Regions from separate parts of the Homo sapiens genome. Here regions 1 and 3 are each linked to region 2. A link is a loop called in an ENCODE intact Hi-C map of the cell type or tissue named here. Cell type or tissue: heart left ventricle. All regions are shown on one strand.

Region 1 (5,000 bases), 190 kb before region 2:
CAGGAGTGGAAGAATGCTTTTTAAAAAGTAACAAAGTCAGGCCTAGTAGATAGAGTCTGAATGACTCATTATAACATAACATTTTCTCCTGTCTCTCAAAACAGGAGAATTAGCTCACTAACTATTATATAAGCTCTTTGAGGACAGAGAACAAGTCTAATTGAGCATTACATCCTCAAAGACTGGCAGAAATCTCAAAACATCAGAGATGCTCAAAACTATGGAAAGAAAAAAAAATGTCCTCAAAGAAAACTTCAGCGCATATTCTTCTTTTTATTCAAGTATCCACTGATTCACCTTCATGGGCCAGGCTCTTGGGTACAATGTGCATGAGGCAGTTCAAGTCCCCACCATCCTGGGACTTGGTCTAACTAGTGCTTCTGCACAAATGAGCTTCCAACAGTTGTGTATTCTCTGATATTGCAGGATGAACCATAGGCCCTTAAAGAAGAAAAGAAAAAAAAAAGAAAAAGAGTACTTAACAATTGCATTCTTTGTGTTTCTTGCCAGAATGGACCAGAAACTACTAGCAATTATGTTGAAGCCATTAGTGCAAAGCCAATTTGCTTCTAGAGTTACAGTTGCACTCCAGGAACTTGAGCTACACTCCAGAGAGATCATTAGTTGCTGCAGACATGTTACTGAGGGCAGAGGTGTCATTTCCAGTCTGGAATGTCCTCAGTCAAGTGTGGGAGCAGAAAATGGGGGTCAAAATAATTAACCTCATGTGATTTTGGCAGGACTTCTTGCAAAATCACCCATATACACTTAACATTTATTTCAGTTGAATAATCTCAATGTATCAGTTTTATCAAAATATTTCTTTTTCTCTTTTATTTTCCCACCTGGCTGACCTTTTTTTTTTTAATTTTTTTTATTTTTTTTTTCTGGCTTTCAATACAAACACCTTTAACTTACTTTCTTTGATTCCATTCTCCCTTCCCATTCCCAGTAATAGATGATTGTAACTAATGGAACTCACAAGTATTGCTGGTTGATGCCTTTGCTAGGATTTTCAGTACCATAATCCTCTCACCAGATCATAAGTCTCAGGAGAAAACACCTAATTTCTCCCTTTGTAAAACTTTCCTTGACTTCGTTTCAATTAAATCACTTTCACCGACCCCAGGCCTCCATTAACTATATCCATCGAAATCATCTGTTTCACCACTCTGTGTCCGAGGCTGAGGCAGACACCCCGGCAGCATCCCAACTGACCGAGGAGATGACAGAGTGGGGCTGGCAGGGGTTCAGTTATCAACTCTGGGTTCCAATACTGTTTCCACCAGTCACTACTGGAGATGGGTCCTTCAACAGCTCATCGGGAGAATGAGGATAACAACATTTATCAGCTTGTAAGAAATAAAATGGATAAGTATGTGAAGTTTCTATCAGTGTGGATTTTGATGAGCCTTAATTCCATCATCTCCATTCAACAAACATGTCCTGAAATCCACCTATATGCAAAGTGTTGCACACGACATAAGTTTGCCAGCTGGGTGCATTGGCTTACCTCTATAATCCAGCACTTTAGGAGGCTGAGGCAGGAGGATCGCCTGAGCCCAGGAGTTTGAGACCAGCCTGGGCAACATGGTGAGATCCTGTCTCTACAAAAACTTTTAAAACTTAGCCAAGCGCGGTGGCATGTACCTATGGTCTCAGCTCCTCAGGAGGCTGAGGAAGGAGGATTGCTTGAGCCCAGGAGTTTGAGGCTGCAGTGAATTGTGATCACGCTGCTACACTCCAGCCTGGGTGATAGAGCAAGACCCTGTCTCAATAAATGAATAAATAAGTAAAATATTTAAATAAAATATTTAGAACTGGTATGAGATATTTCAGTAATTGGGGTATAATTACAGTCACATATTTTTGTTGTTATTAAATGAATCACTCAAGCCATTTCTTCTAATCAACATGAAGTCCAGAATCTCTCTCCTTGCTTCTTGATATTATTTTATCTTCCCTGTATTTATTCTCACCACTTATCTAAGAGCTCCAGGGCTTTGTCAGTCACTCTTGCTTTACAGGGATGCCCAATCTTTTGGCTTCCCCGGTCCACAACGGAATAAGACTTTGTCTTGGGCCACACGTAAAATACACGAACACTAACGATAGTTGATGAGCAAAAAAAAAGAAAAAAAGAAAAAACATGTTTATAATGTTTTGAGAAAGTTTACAAATTTGTGTCGGGCCACATTCAAAACTGTCCTGAGCGGCGGGCTGGACAAGCTTGCTTTAAAATATCAATCAGGGCCATCTCCTCCAAGGCCAAGTGCAATTGCCCCCAACTACCACCAGAGGTCACTGTGGAAGAATGATCTCATACAGGTCTAGAGACACTTCCCACCACAGCCAAGGCCATGCTGGTGCTGGCCTAGATAACCGCACAGTGGGGAGCTGCGGTTATATTTCCCTTAGTTCACAAGTACACATGTTCAACTGTTGTTACTCAGGTCTATACACTGTGTCAGGGGAACCAGGTGCTGAGACCCTTCCAGACGCGTTTATACACTGAGCTTCAACTAGATCTCCCTGAGCAATCTACCTGGCCCCTTCTCTCCAGTCCATGAACCCTGGTGAGTGCCACCACTCTCTGCCTTGTTTATTCCCCTCATCAAATGTTTCTAGGATCATAGTTACCATCTTGTTCCCTTTCGGCCGTGTGGATCTACAGGATCCATTTGCAGATTGGTCTACACCTTCTCAGGTCCCTACATAATAAAGAGAGACAGCTGCTATTTCTCAAAAAGTGTCTCCAACAGTATCCATCCCTCTTCCTGACAACACACACACAAAGTCCTTGTTACAACCTCAGGAAAATGACTGCCTCTCATAAAAGAAAATGTGGTTGTCCTTCACAGAGAAGGGCCACCGTTTTTTTGTTTTGTTTTGTTTTGTTTTCCCCCTAAATGATTGCTGTTATATCTGGCCAGATGCTCAGTCTTAGGTACTAAAAACACAAAACAAGCAAACAAAACATTGCCCTGGAGAAGCTTAAAATCCAGAGAAGTCAAGAAACTCCCAGACCACTCCAGGCAGGAAGGAATTGCCCCGTTTGATTAATTCTCATCCCATCAGACATGCCTCCAAGGAGACCAAGAAATCCTAAGTACCAAGGACCATGAGAAGAAGATGGCTGAGGAGGCATACAAACAAAAGGAACCTTGAACAAGCAGACCTCTATCATTGCCCTATGGGCTCTTTCTACCTGCTGCACAGACAAAACCAATTCACTGAGACCATGGTACTGCAGTAGAGAAAGAGTTTAATGCAGAGTTAGCTAAGCAGAAGAATGGGAGTTATACCTCAAATCAATCTCCCCAGGAACTTAGAAGCTAGGATTTTCATGGATAATTAGATGGACAGGGGGCTAGGGAATGGATGCTGCTGATTGGTTGGGGATGAACTCATAAGGATTCAGTCCTCATGTGCTGAGTCTGCCTCTGGGTGGGGGCCACAGGACCAGTTGAGTCATGAGTCCCAGATATGGGTGGAGTCATTTGGCTGTCAGAATGCAAAAATCTTGAAAACATTTCAAAGAGCAATCTGAGGCCCCACAATGGTGACATTATCTATAGAAGCAACTGAGGAAGTCACAGATCTGGTGACCTTTGGCCACATGACTCCTGAGCAGCAAGGGATTATAGAAAGGCAAGCTAGGAGACAATGACTAGTAATCCTTTAGCTACATCTACATCTTTGCAGAATTCAGGCCCCTCCCATAATCCTACTCTTGTGGCCTTTCATTAGGCTTACAAAGGAAATTTCATTCCCTCAGCAAGCAGGGGATTCATTTTAGGGAGGAATTATTATCATCCATGCTTCTTCAAAGTTAAATATAAACTAAATTGCTCCTATGGTTAGCTTGGCCTATGCCCAGCCTGTGAGGCTAGAAGGAAGATGGGGTCAACCATGCTAGACTTCTCCCACTCTTGTAATCTTTGCAAAGGCAGTTTCAACCCCACCCCAGCCACCCCATCAGGAGATATAGCCCTTCATGCAGTTTTAGGGAGGAATGAGGTCCATGAGTTAGCTGTGGGTAGGCCAGGAGAAAAGCCAATTTCAGAATCCATCTACCTTTACCATCCCTTGCACATTGTGAGTAAATGCAGAACTAAGGAAGTGAAGTGAGTGATATCAAGGACAAACATCCCCTCACCTTCTAGTTAATTCCTTTTGACAACACAAGGCCTGAGGCACTTCAGCCTTAAACTGCGTTCAATGCCTTTGCTTTATTTCCAGGGAAATGCAGCAAGGATGTTGCCATGATGTGCGTACTCAGGATGTGGGGAAATGCAAGGAGGAGGGGTTCGAAGGCTTTGCATAAATAAATCAAATGAGGTTGAGCAACTGTTGAAATATGAGGAAATTGCTTCCAGCAGTTTAAAGTCTTGGCTTGACTCGTAATTTAACCTTGAATATAGTTTTCAAAAATCATTAAATCCCCAAAGCCTTCATCTCTAGCAGTGATTAGCCATGATGCAGTAAGCAGAAAGTTAATATATTTATGAGAAGGTATGTAATGCACGACAAATCTATTCATTCAGCACTCGTGTAGTGAATACTGACTGATTGCTTGCTCAGTTACTAGCACTGTGCTAAGTGCTGAGAGGTAGGATAGTGAACAAACACAGCCTCCTTCCCCACAAGGAGCTTACAATCTAATAGCAGGAGGGGACAAGGAGTCAAAATTTATGGAATACTGCTGCATGCCAGAAATTCTGCTAGGAATTTTTCACACATTAACCCCTGCAAGAACCATGCAATTTTCCCTGTATTATATATTAGTCAGGTGGTGCAGCTGTCTGGGGTAAATACCCAGGGTTCATCATCTCACGCCAAGAAGATGATGGACACGGGCACACACAAGGAGTGAGTTTAGGAGTGGAGATTTAATAGGCAAAAGAAAGAGAAAAGAGAACAGCTCTCTCTCTTGTGAGAGAGAGGGCTGCTTGAATGGGAATTCTGGCCCATGGTTGAGTGCACCAGATTTTATAGAC
Region 2 (5,000 bases):
TCCAGATAAGCTGGGTGGGCATCTCAATCAGACCCAGAACCTACCCATGCCTGGACACCCACTGAGATCTTCCTCAAGAAGAGATGGGCACTGCTGACAACAGCAGGGCCTGTCCCCCAGATCTGGTACCACACTGCATCAGGCAGTACACTTGGCAATGTGGGACACCTGGAGGAGTTGTCCTAGGAGGCAACAGCTCTAGGCTCTAATGCCAGATCTGCCCCTGAATTGCTGCATCTCTCTTTAGCCCTCAGTCACCTCATCTATAAAATGGGTTTAGCAACATTTTACAGGCAGACAACCTCACATGATCCCCTCCAGCTAGGGCAGTTGTGATTTGGTGATAACATCACCCCCCAAGCCCTCTGGGCAGGGCAGGGAGAAGAAGAGTCCTGCACCCAAATGTGGATCCAGCTGTGAACCCCAGCTTTCTGTTCCACTGTACCACTCCTGGCAGCCAAATCTGGAGGCAGAGAATCTGCACCACCACCCTGACTCAAAGCTTACACCCCAGGACAAAGGCAGTCACTGAGAGCTAGTGAGTCACTTATTAGCCCAGTTCCCCTGGCACCAGGTGCAACATGTCTCCCTCCTCCTGACCCATCCTTCAGCCCCTGGCTCCCACCTCTCAATGCCAATCAAGTTTTCACTCTGAAATCCAAGAGACCCAGAGGGTTGGGGGTTGATGATTGTATAATTTAAATGTTTAAAGTGCAACAACATAGCTTATCAAGACCAAGCAGATCCTCTGTGACCTAGCAAAAGCAGGGCAGAAGGAATGGTGTAGGGCTGGTAGTTTCGGGGACAGGTGAAGCCATGTGGTTTCCAGAGCCCACAATGGAAAGAAATCTGCTCATTTTCTTTTTGACGGGCAGTGCCTCAGCATTTTTCTGTGCCTCTGAACCCATCCAACTGTGTCCAAGGCGCAGGCCTCTTTGCCTCTCTTCAGCTTGAATCTGTGAACAGAGAATAAGAGAGAAGGCTGAGCCACCCAAGCCACCACTGGGTGGGCAACGCACAAGCCCCGCCTCCTCCGGCTGCCAGGTCCCCTAAACTGCTCTTGCTAGGCCTTGGGCTCCCCTCTGTAAATGAAGTTGCTGCACAGGATGTGTGGTTTGCACGCTGGGGAACAGCCAAAGCACCAGGAGCTTATGAATTGAATTTCCTGGACCCCTCTCCTGGTTTCAATTTGGTGTATCAGGGTGGGGCTGAACAGCCTGAAAACATTCTGACGATTAGGTGAGATGAGAAATTCCCATCCTGGAATAGCTCTTTGCACCAACTTTAATGTTTCTGTGTCCATCTGGGGCCTTACTTGTTGCGTTGGACTCATGTGTTTGTGTGTGTGTGTGTGCGCGCGCCTTGTGTGTGTGTGGGTGTGTGTATTTTTCTCTTCTGATCTGTCTACTTCCTAAACTGGACTATTGTCCAATCTATAGACCAACTCTATCTCTTACTCTCTGGTTGATCTTAGACAAATATCTCTACCTTCCTGAACCTCACTTTTCATGATAACAAAAATATGTGCCCCAAGAGGATCGACAGAGAGAATATACATGAAAAAGCCTTAAAATACTGACTGGTTTGTGAAAGCTACTCCAATTAAGTTTGTAAAGACCCTGTGATACAGCTATGTTTATGACCCTTCACAGATAAGGAATACAGAAGGATACACAGACAATTCAGTACAAAGGAGTTACCTGTCCACGGTCACCCAAGACTATGGGTTCCAAATCCAGGGGCAGGAACTCATCCTGGTTCCCTTGCTCTTTCCAGTGCACAATAACCCCTCATGCTTTTGTTAAACCTCTGAGCTCATAATGCTGGGATACAATACTTGGCACCTTGGAGTTTCAGGAAACACAAGCCACTGCAGGAGCACAGATGCATCCTTCCTCACACCTGCTAGGAAGCTCAGCGCTCCCTCTAGCGCCCAAGTGTGGCTTGCACCCAGGTGCTGGCAGCTCTGGGTTTAGAAACCTTATTCTGGTAAAATACTGTCATCTAGTGTCTACTCTTGTAATTCCAGGCTGGCGGGGTTCTGTTCTCTAGGGAGAGATTGAGCAGGTGATCACTTACATTAAGCCCTCATTGGAGCAGATGGAGCTGGTATTTCTGTAACACAGGATTGCCCTCAGGGGAATCTCTTGCTCCGCAAATGAGAAGCAACATCTGGAGAAGGGTACCTGCACTAGAAGAGGAACACAGACGATGGTTTGCATCCATTTCTCAACCTCTCACCTGTAGCACAATTTTTAAAAAACAAACAAAAAAACGCCTCCCAGGACAAGCCCTGGCTTGGGGACCACATCCAGACGGTGCCGGCATAGCTCTGCCTCATCAGCCACCTTGTTCTGGGGCTAGGTAAAGAGTCAGAAGATTGGGGTTCAGATCTGAGCTCCCCGCACCCCAGCTGAGTGGCCCTGAGGAAGATGTGCCTTCACCCTGGCCCCAGACTTCCCATCTGTAAAATAAAACTTTTTGGAGCCTGGTTTCTAAAGGCTCATCCAGTTTTGGTATTTCACCACATGTGCATGGTTCTGCCCCAGTATTCATGTCCAAGGGCTCTGGACCCCACACCCTGGGGACCTGGTTAGTCTGATGCAGGACACAGTGGTCCACAGTTCACAGACCTGATCTGGGGAAGATTAGGAATTGTTCGAGGAGTCCAAACTGATGAGATGACAAGGGAAGAGCTCCCAGGAACTAGCTAGCTGCCCTACTCAGTCTCTTGAATCCCCTCCTGCCCTGGTCCTTAGCTCTTTCCCAGCCCCCAACCCCCACTCTGTCCATTTGTGCATTCTCCTCCCACACCACATCCCGCAAGAGACCTGCATTCCAATCCCAGCTTCTTCCTCCTAGTTTTTCTGTTTGCACCCCCTTTCATGCCTCTTACTAGGTTGGTATTCTCCAAACAGTCTTGGAGGGCAGACATCATCAACTCCATTTCACTGATAGAGAAAGTAGAGTTTGAGAGCTAAAGTGACTTGCCCAAGAGTGACCAATTGTTAGAGCCCGGTCTTGCCTTCTGACTCTACTTGGTGTCTGTCACACTGTAGAAGCTACACCCAGGCTGTCCCCTGGACCTTAGGCCTCCCAGCTTTACCCGAGTAACCTCACAGGTTCCCTTCCTTGGGTCTGGATGAAGCAGAGCCTCCTTGTACTGAAGCTGTCAGTTCAGTTCTCTGTGTTTGCCCCAACTCATGGTTCTCCTACTAGCCCTCACCCCAGCCTGTCCAAGTTCACCATTCCTCCTCTTTAGGTAGGAAGAGGGGAGATAGAGTTGGTGAGTTCAAGGAGAAGCCTGCTCCAACCCCAGAGTGGCTGACCACGTTTCTGCCCTCCCCAGAGAGAAGCAAAATGATGCCTGCCACACTCACTGCTCTTGCTGTCCACATCTTCCGGCCACATCCCAGCTAGCAGCAAGCACACCAGGGCTGTGGTGATGATCTGCATGTCTTCTGGTCTGGCTTGGGCCTTCCTGGAGCAGCTTTGATGAGCCTGGTGAAGCTAAGAGCTCACCACTGTGCCGTCCTGCAATGCTGAGGGCTTTTATTTGAAAAACTCCACCCAAAACTCCAGGCCATGGTGGGAGCCACAAGTGGGAAGCCATAGGGACAGGGAACAGTTGCTCACACCCAGCGACCATGTGGTAAACTCCTTTCCCCACCTCTCCTGGCTGGTATTCGTGGTGGTGATGGATTGATAGGTTGCATTGGGAACTTCCCTAAGTGTGGGAGCAGATAAGAATCTTGAAAAAGTGCGTGGGAACTGTCCTGGTTGAGTGGGAAGCAAAGAAAAGTAAGTGAGAGGAAGTGGCCTCTGTGTGGCTTGTCCAACCCTACGTCATTCCATCCAAGTACTACTGCTTCAGGGCAGAAGAGTCTGGACCTGAACAGAGATACACCTGCATTTGAATCCCAGTTCTGCAGAGGAGGGATTACATAAACTTACCCAAATTCATATTCACACAAAATGCAAATAGCAATACATGTCTCAAGGACGTGCGATAAGAATTAAATAACATTCTCTATGTCCAGTGACTGGCCTAGATATTTGCCATTTCTATTTTTTCTATTTTTTTAATCCTCAACAATTTTCAATAGCTTATTCTGTTCTAGGTCCTTGGTTAGCCCCAGAGAAGGCAGTTACCAATGAGGAGCACTGCCTGACCTCAAGCAACTTCTCTTCAATTCACAGATAAACAAGTGAAAGCCACCCAGTGTAAGCACAGAGATAGATGTGTTATGTTTGGGTTACAGAGAGGACTGAGAGCTACTCAGCAGCATCTGAGAGTCCTGCCAGGGGAATTTTCCCTTTTTGTTTTTTTTTTTCTAGAGTCTCACTCTGTCACCCAGGCTGGAGTGCAGTGGCACACACTCACTGCAGCCTCAAACTCCTGGGCTCAAGCAATCCTCCAGCCTCAGCCAGGGAATTTTTCCTTTTTGTTTTTTTTTTTCTAGGGTCTCATTCTGTTGCCCAGGCTGGAGTGCCATGGTGCAAACTCACTGCAGCCTCAAACTCCTGGGCTCAAGCGATCCTCCCGCCTCAGCCTCACAGTGGGTGGAACTATAGGTGTGCACTACCTTGCCCAGATAATTTTTTTATTTTTTATTTGCGTAGAGATGGAGTCTCACTGTGTTCCCCAGGCTGGTCTTGAACTCCTAGGTTCAAGCAATCCTTCTGCCTCGGCCTCCCAAAGTGCTGGGATTACCAGTGTGAGCCACCACCCCAGCCAGGAGAATGTTCTTTAAGCAATATCTCCTGTGTGCTGATGTGGAGAGGGGAAAGCTAAGTAGAGGCAGGGTCTTCTATGAGGACAACAAGGCATAAGGGAGCACACTTCATTTCAAATCATCAGGAAAAGCAGAAGTGTAGGGTCCAAGGAGAGTGACAGGAGTGAGAGAGTGGTTGCAGAGAGATGTGGCTGTACAGCTACAGAGAAGACTGGGTCATAAAGATGTATGCAGTACTCGGAATAAAGAGCACATAGTAGGTGC
Region 3 (5,000 bases), 56 kb before region 2:
TAGCAGTGTGCATCATAGCCATCATGAGCATGTCACATTTTTGCAGAAATCCTGTTTATGGCCAGTTTCTTTAAGGCCTGTTTATGACAGGCTTAGGTCTGGTTGCCAGCAACCTTCTCTAATAAAGTATAAATAACAAAATAAAATTGGGTAGTTATATTTTCTTTCTGAAAAAGATGAAGCTGGAAGAATGAAGCTGGGGGTGAGGGCATGGCTTTAGGAAGTGGAGGTCATGATCCCATCGAATGGCTTTTGACTTGGCTGGTCTCCATGCAGGTTGAAGACAGACAAGACTGCCCTGGCACTGTGATTCTAGTCCCTAATTCCAACCTCCTGGGACCAAGGACTGTGGTCACTTGTTCAGCGTCAGCCCACAGCCATTTCCTTCCTCTCCTGCCCACCACACCTTCTTTCCTACCAGGGGAGCTTTCCCACCCAATCTATAGCAATAGCCTCTGAAATGTTCTCCCTGGCTGCAGTCAGTCCCATTCAACCTATCATGAACTCCAGAGGAACACCAATGGTGAATTGAAACATCAGAGGAAGAGCAGGTGGCAATAGATTCAGTGGTCAGGTTACACTTCTCAGTGAAGAAGAGGCATAAGCAGGACCTCTCTTAAATGATGGGGTGAGATCAAAGGAGAGGTTCGACTGAACTAATTTAGGGTGGACAGAAGAGTAGGCAAGAAGCAGAACTCTTGTCTGGCTGGAATTTGGTCCAGAAATAGGAAAAACATTTTAAAAACTTAGAATGCAAGCTTGGAGCTACATTTTGGAGGGTCTTGAATGTCAACATGGACAGTCGGGTTCAGTTCTGAATGTCATAGGAAGACAATGAAGGTGTGTGAATTAGTGGGGAAGAGACGCAAACTAATCAGAAGTATGCATGATGAAGACAGAGCTTCTGGCTGCCTGAGGATGGAATGTGGAAAGGAGGACCTGAGAGCAGGTATCCGCAATAATCCAGGCAAGAAGGGATGGTAGAGGTGGAGGAGAGGCAGCAGCTCATAGGAAGAATGGGGTCAGCTGGAGCTTACTGAAGATATTTCGTCAAGAGGACACAGTGGGAGGCCTAGGGACCCAGCTCCTAGAACTCACTACCAAAATATCACAAGGCAGTATTGAGAGACATGCCTACCCTGAGCCCCAAGTTCACGTCCCTCTCTCACTAGCCCTGTAAGCCCCAACCGCAGAGCTTTTAAAACATGGATTCAAAAAGACAGGGCCTCCTCTTCCTGGATGACCCCTAAGATTCAACTGCAGTCTATGAGTTTGGCCAGCTCCTTTTTCCAAACGGGGATCCATTTGTATGAAAATTAGCTATAATTTTACCTCCTCACCAACAGTAAAGACCAATAGCAGGGCCAATACCTGCCAGTCTTGGGGAGAGAATGATAGATTCTGTAGAAAGCAGAGCACTCAGAAGCATGGAGCACTAGAAAATCTCACCCTGTGAAGCAGGAGACATTGATGCTGATTGCAGGAGTGGCACTGACTCCCTGAGCATTGTGGAATATCAAATTCTCCTTCTGGGCCTCAGTTTTCCTCTCCATTAAATGGGGATAATGCTGTGTTACAGGCAGCAAGTGAAGGAATCTGGCAGATGATCTCACATGTTTTCCTAGCCCCAGGAACTATGTCTTGGCAAACATCACCACATGCACTGGCTAGAGAAGAGTTGGAAAGGAAAGTATTTCAAATCTGTCTTCATGTACCAGCCAGGACCTGGATTACTGTGAACCCACTCCTTTCTCAGGCATTGCCTGCTTAGACACAGATTTTTCATTAAGGCCCCCCATCCCCACCCCCAAATTCAACAAAAGTCCTGGGAGCAATTAGCAACCAGACAACTTCATTCGTCCTCATGCCAGATCAAGTAGTTCTGTATACTTCCCCTGCCACCAAGATCTCATCTCCAAATACCAATCAGGAGTGAACTCTAAAACTCTAACCAAGTGTAGAAGCACACAGTGAGTTGGAATAAAAAAAAAAACTAAAATATCACCATATGCATTGATACTCAGAAGACCCTCTGGCACTCAGCAAGGCTTGGGCAGGAGGCGGTGGAAAATGGTAAATGCTGTATGTCTCTATGTTGAAGAAGTTCTCAGGCTGTTTTTCCTCCAATTCCCATAGCATGAACCTGTAAACTCAAAGAATTGGAGATGTTGGGGCCTCTAATAGAGCAGTTTCCAGTAGGGACCAGCAACCAGACAGGAATGCATTGCACATCTTTGAGCATTGCATCCTCAGCTCTTTCTTTAGGCTGTGTGTCAGGTAAATCTGTGCAAATCATTTTTTCTTCCATGAAACCCAGCTTACCTTTTGCACTAGACTGATGGTTTCCAAACTGAGTATGAATCAGAATCACCAGGACTACCCCTGAAAATGCAGATTTCCTGGCCTTATCCCAAGATTCTGAGTCAGGACATTGGGTTGTGGAACAGTGCCCCCATCAGGATTTCAACCAGTTTTCCTGGGGATACAGAGGTATAGCTCAGTATAGCACTGGAACACCAATGCTCTCTGAGGTTCCTTTGTTCTCTCACATTTGAGTTCGGACCCCACGGCTTTGAACTTGCATGGCAGTCTTTGGAATGACCTGCCCAAGTCCTGTGTGGCCTCTCACTTCTTCTCCAGTCCTGGATTGCCATAAACCAGCTGTGCGACCTGCTGTGACTTCATCTCTCCCTCTTAGTGTCTCTTTCCATTACTTCTATGACTTTTGTGATCTCTGAATAAATCTGAGATGAAGATGAAGAATGTAGCCATTCTCCAGAACTTGCGATTTGCAGAACATTCTTCTACCTGACCCTGCTATGTTCCTTGGGAATCACTTAAGACAGAGAACAGCTTCCATTGCAGGAGATTTGTTTCTTTTCCAATGCTAATTGATCCCTGTCTTCTACTAGCTTATGGTCTAGACCATGGTCTCACCATTCACCACCTCCTAAATTATGAGCACGTTTTTGCATCCGCTTTAGATAATGGCTAACTAGGAAGGAGTTAGAGAAAAGGAGGAGAGAGAGAAAGGGCAGAATGGCCACCTCCCCAGGGAATGCATTCTGGCTGCTGGAACAAACAACTGCAGGAATTGGGCAGTCTTAAGTTTCATTTTAGTTTTTCACGCTAAGGTTTTTGAAATCCACATTAAAACCAAAACCAAAGGAAGGGAAATTGCAAAACACAGGGACTTTCCAACTGCAGGCTCTGAACCATCTGCAGAACATGAGCATGGTGTCTCTGGGTATGTGTCATACCTGGGATCTTTCTCCTATTCTTTCTGGGGTCCAGAGCATCCTGCACCTCTGGCTGATGTGAAGATCCTGGGGTCTCTTGCTTCCCTGTTTCCGGGAGACTCTTTTTATTTCCTTATTTACAGCACAGGCATTCCTGAAGGTCCATCTCTATCACATGTCTTCATCTGAATGCATGAAGACAATTAAGGGAGTCCTTCTTCAATAGTCCACATCCTGGGTCTCTGTTTAGCATCCTCTGATCACTATATTCTCACTATCAATATCTATAACAATGAGTTTATTAAATACTTACCATATGCTAACACCTCACTTTTCAATGCCCTTTTCCTGTGTCAACTAGTTTAATTCACACCTATTTTGCTGATAGGAAAACAGTGGCACAGAGACCTGAAATAAGCTTTCAAAACATCTAAGCATCCAAATCCTGGCAATCTGGCTACAGAGTCCATTGTTTTAACCACTATCCTGCCTGTCCTACAGCTAAACAGCAAAGAACACTTCTCTGCTGATTCCTAATGCCCTAAGTGTCCAAGTCTCAGATTGGACTCATTTCAAGATGATAATCAATCATAGGAAAATAAAATTGAGAGGAACACAGATAATCTCCTAGCCCACGAATGGCCAACATGTCCCAGAGCTGGGCTCCTCCCTGATCCTGTACTGATGGAGAATATCAGTAAAGAATCACATCACTATTTCTCATGGCCGACATAAGGCCTCATTATCTTTTCCAATAAACCTCTCGAGTTGACACTTGCATTGAAAACCTATTTGACATCCTTGATCTTGTATATCCCCACATTTGATACACGAAGCAGGTGGACCTAAAAATATCTAAATAGGTTCCATGGCTACTAAGCAGGCAAGCTGGGATTAGGCACTTGGCGTACACGCCCTGCATTCTACTAACCCACTTTGCTTTCTCATAATTGACTTTTACCACTATTTTCATTTCTTAGCTCTGAATGCACCTTTGTGTCAAGCCACATCACTGGAGAATGAAAATTTTCTGAGTTTATTTTTGTGTGACACTTGCCATGCATGTGGACTGGGGATTTATATAAACTCAATTTATAAAGAAAACTTGACTCTGTATCAGTGTTATATGAGGCAATTGGCAGGGACAGTCCCAGATGCTTTTGTGTAAGAGTGTAAGTTCCCTCTTGTGAGAGGAAATCCTGAGGTTAGGGATATGTTTCAAGTTCTGGAACTTCAGTATTGTTAAAAGATGATCCAGAGTTTTTTAAAAAAGAAATTAGATAAACAAGAGGTAGAAGATTTAAGGTCTCTTATAAATAAATTTAAAAAAATAATTGAACTCCTGAGCTAAGAAGACTACCAGATAATTCACCAGATAAAAACATAAACCATTGAACATGTACACAAAAATACCAACCAGTAGACACAAATTTAAACAAGCTCATACTGGAATAGTTTCTTTCTGCTAACTTTTAAATTGAGGCATTGGTTTCCTACAATAAAGTTCAAAGAAGTTAAATCACTTTTACATACATATGCCCCAGGAATCACCATCCAAATCAATATTTGCAGAACATTTCTAAACCCCAAAGTCTCCCTCACATTCCCTGCCAGTCAATACCCCACAACATCTAGTCTCAATGCTACCACTATAGGTTAGTTTTGCCTATATACAAAATAATACTTTTTATTAACAAAGTAGCATATACTTTCAGTTAATAATGTATTACTTTTCTATTTCTGCATTAATAAATTACCACA

Evidence for each region. Peaks named below come from ENCODE experiments on the same cell type or tissue, not always from the same donor. Only the 100,000 strongest peaks of a DNase experiment are listed, where the experiment ranks them.
Region 1: a loop joins it to region 2, with 16 times the contacts of the local background. A loop is called at or near these places in 11 of 110 quality-filtered maps.
Region 3: a loop joins it to region 2, with 7 times the contacts of the local background. A loop is called at or near these places in 39 of 110 quality-filtered maps.

What each region holds. Positions count from the first base shown.
Region 1 is chr17:34,169,119-34,174,118 of GRCh38, forward strand. It overlaps LINC01989 (long intergenic non-protein coding RNA 1989), which reads right to left. Exons shown (of 6, transcript NR_110748.1): 6 at 258-441. Among named protein-coding and RNA genes, the nearest start is that of LINC01989, 12 kb to the right of the region's middle. RefSeq lists a silencer at 2,301-2,410. In heart left ventricle, a CTCF peak has its summit at 2,290 (motif pointing right); a DNase peak (open chromatin) is centred at 2,352.
Region 2 is chr17:34,359,706-34,364,705 of GRCh38, forward strand. It overlaps CCL1 (C-C motif chemokine ligand 1), which reads right to left and starts at 3,528. Exons shown (of 3, transcript NM_002981.2): 1 at 3,381-3,528; 2 at 2,080-2,191; 3 at 623-956. The coding sequence starts at 3,456. The coding sequence ends at 854. In heart left ventricle, CTCF peaks have their summits at 1,975 (motif pointing left) and 2,174; DNase peaks (open chromatin) are centred at 1,936 and 2,323.
Region 3 is chr17:34,304,170-34,309,169 of GRCh38, forward strand. No RefSeq gene overlaps it. Among named protein-coding and RNA genes, the nearest start is that of CCL8, 13 kb to the right of the region's middle. In heart left ventricle, a CTCF peak has its summit at 2,458; no DNase peak of the experiment used is centred here.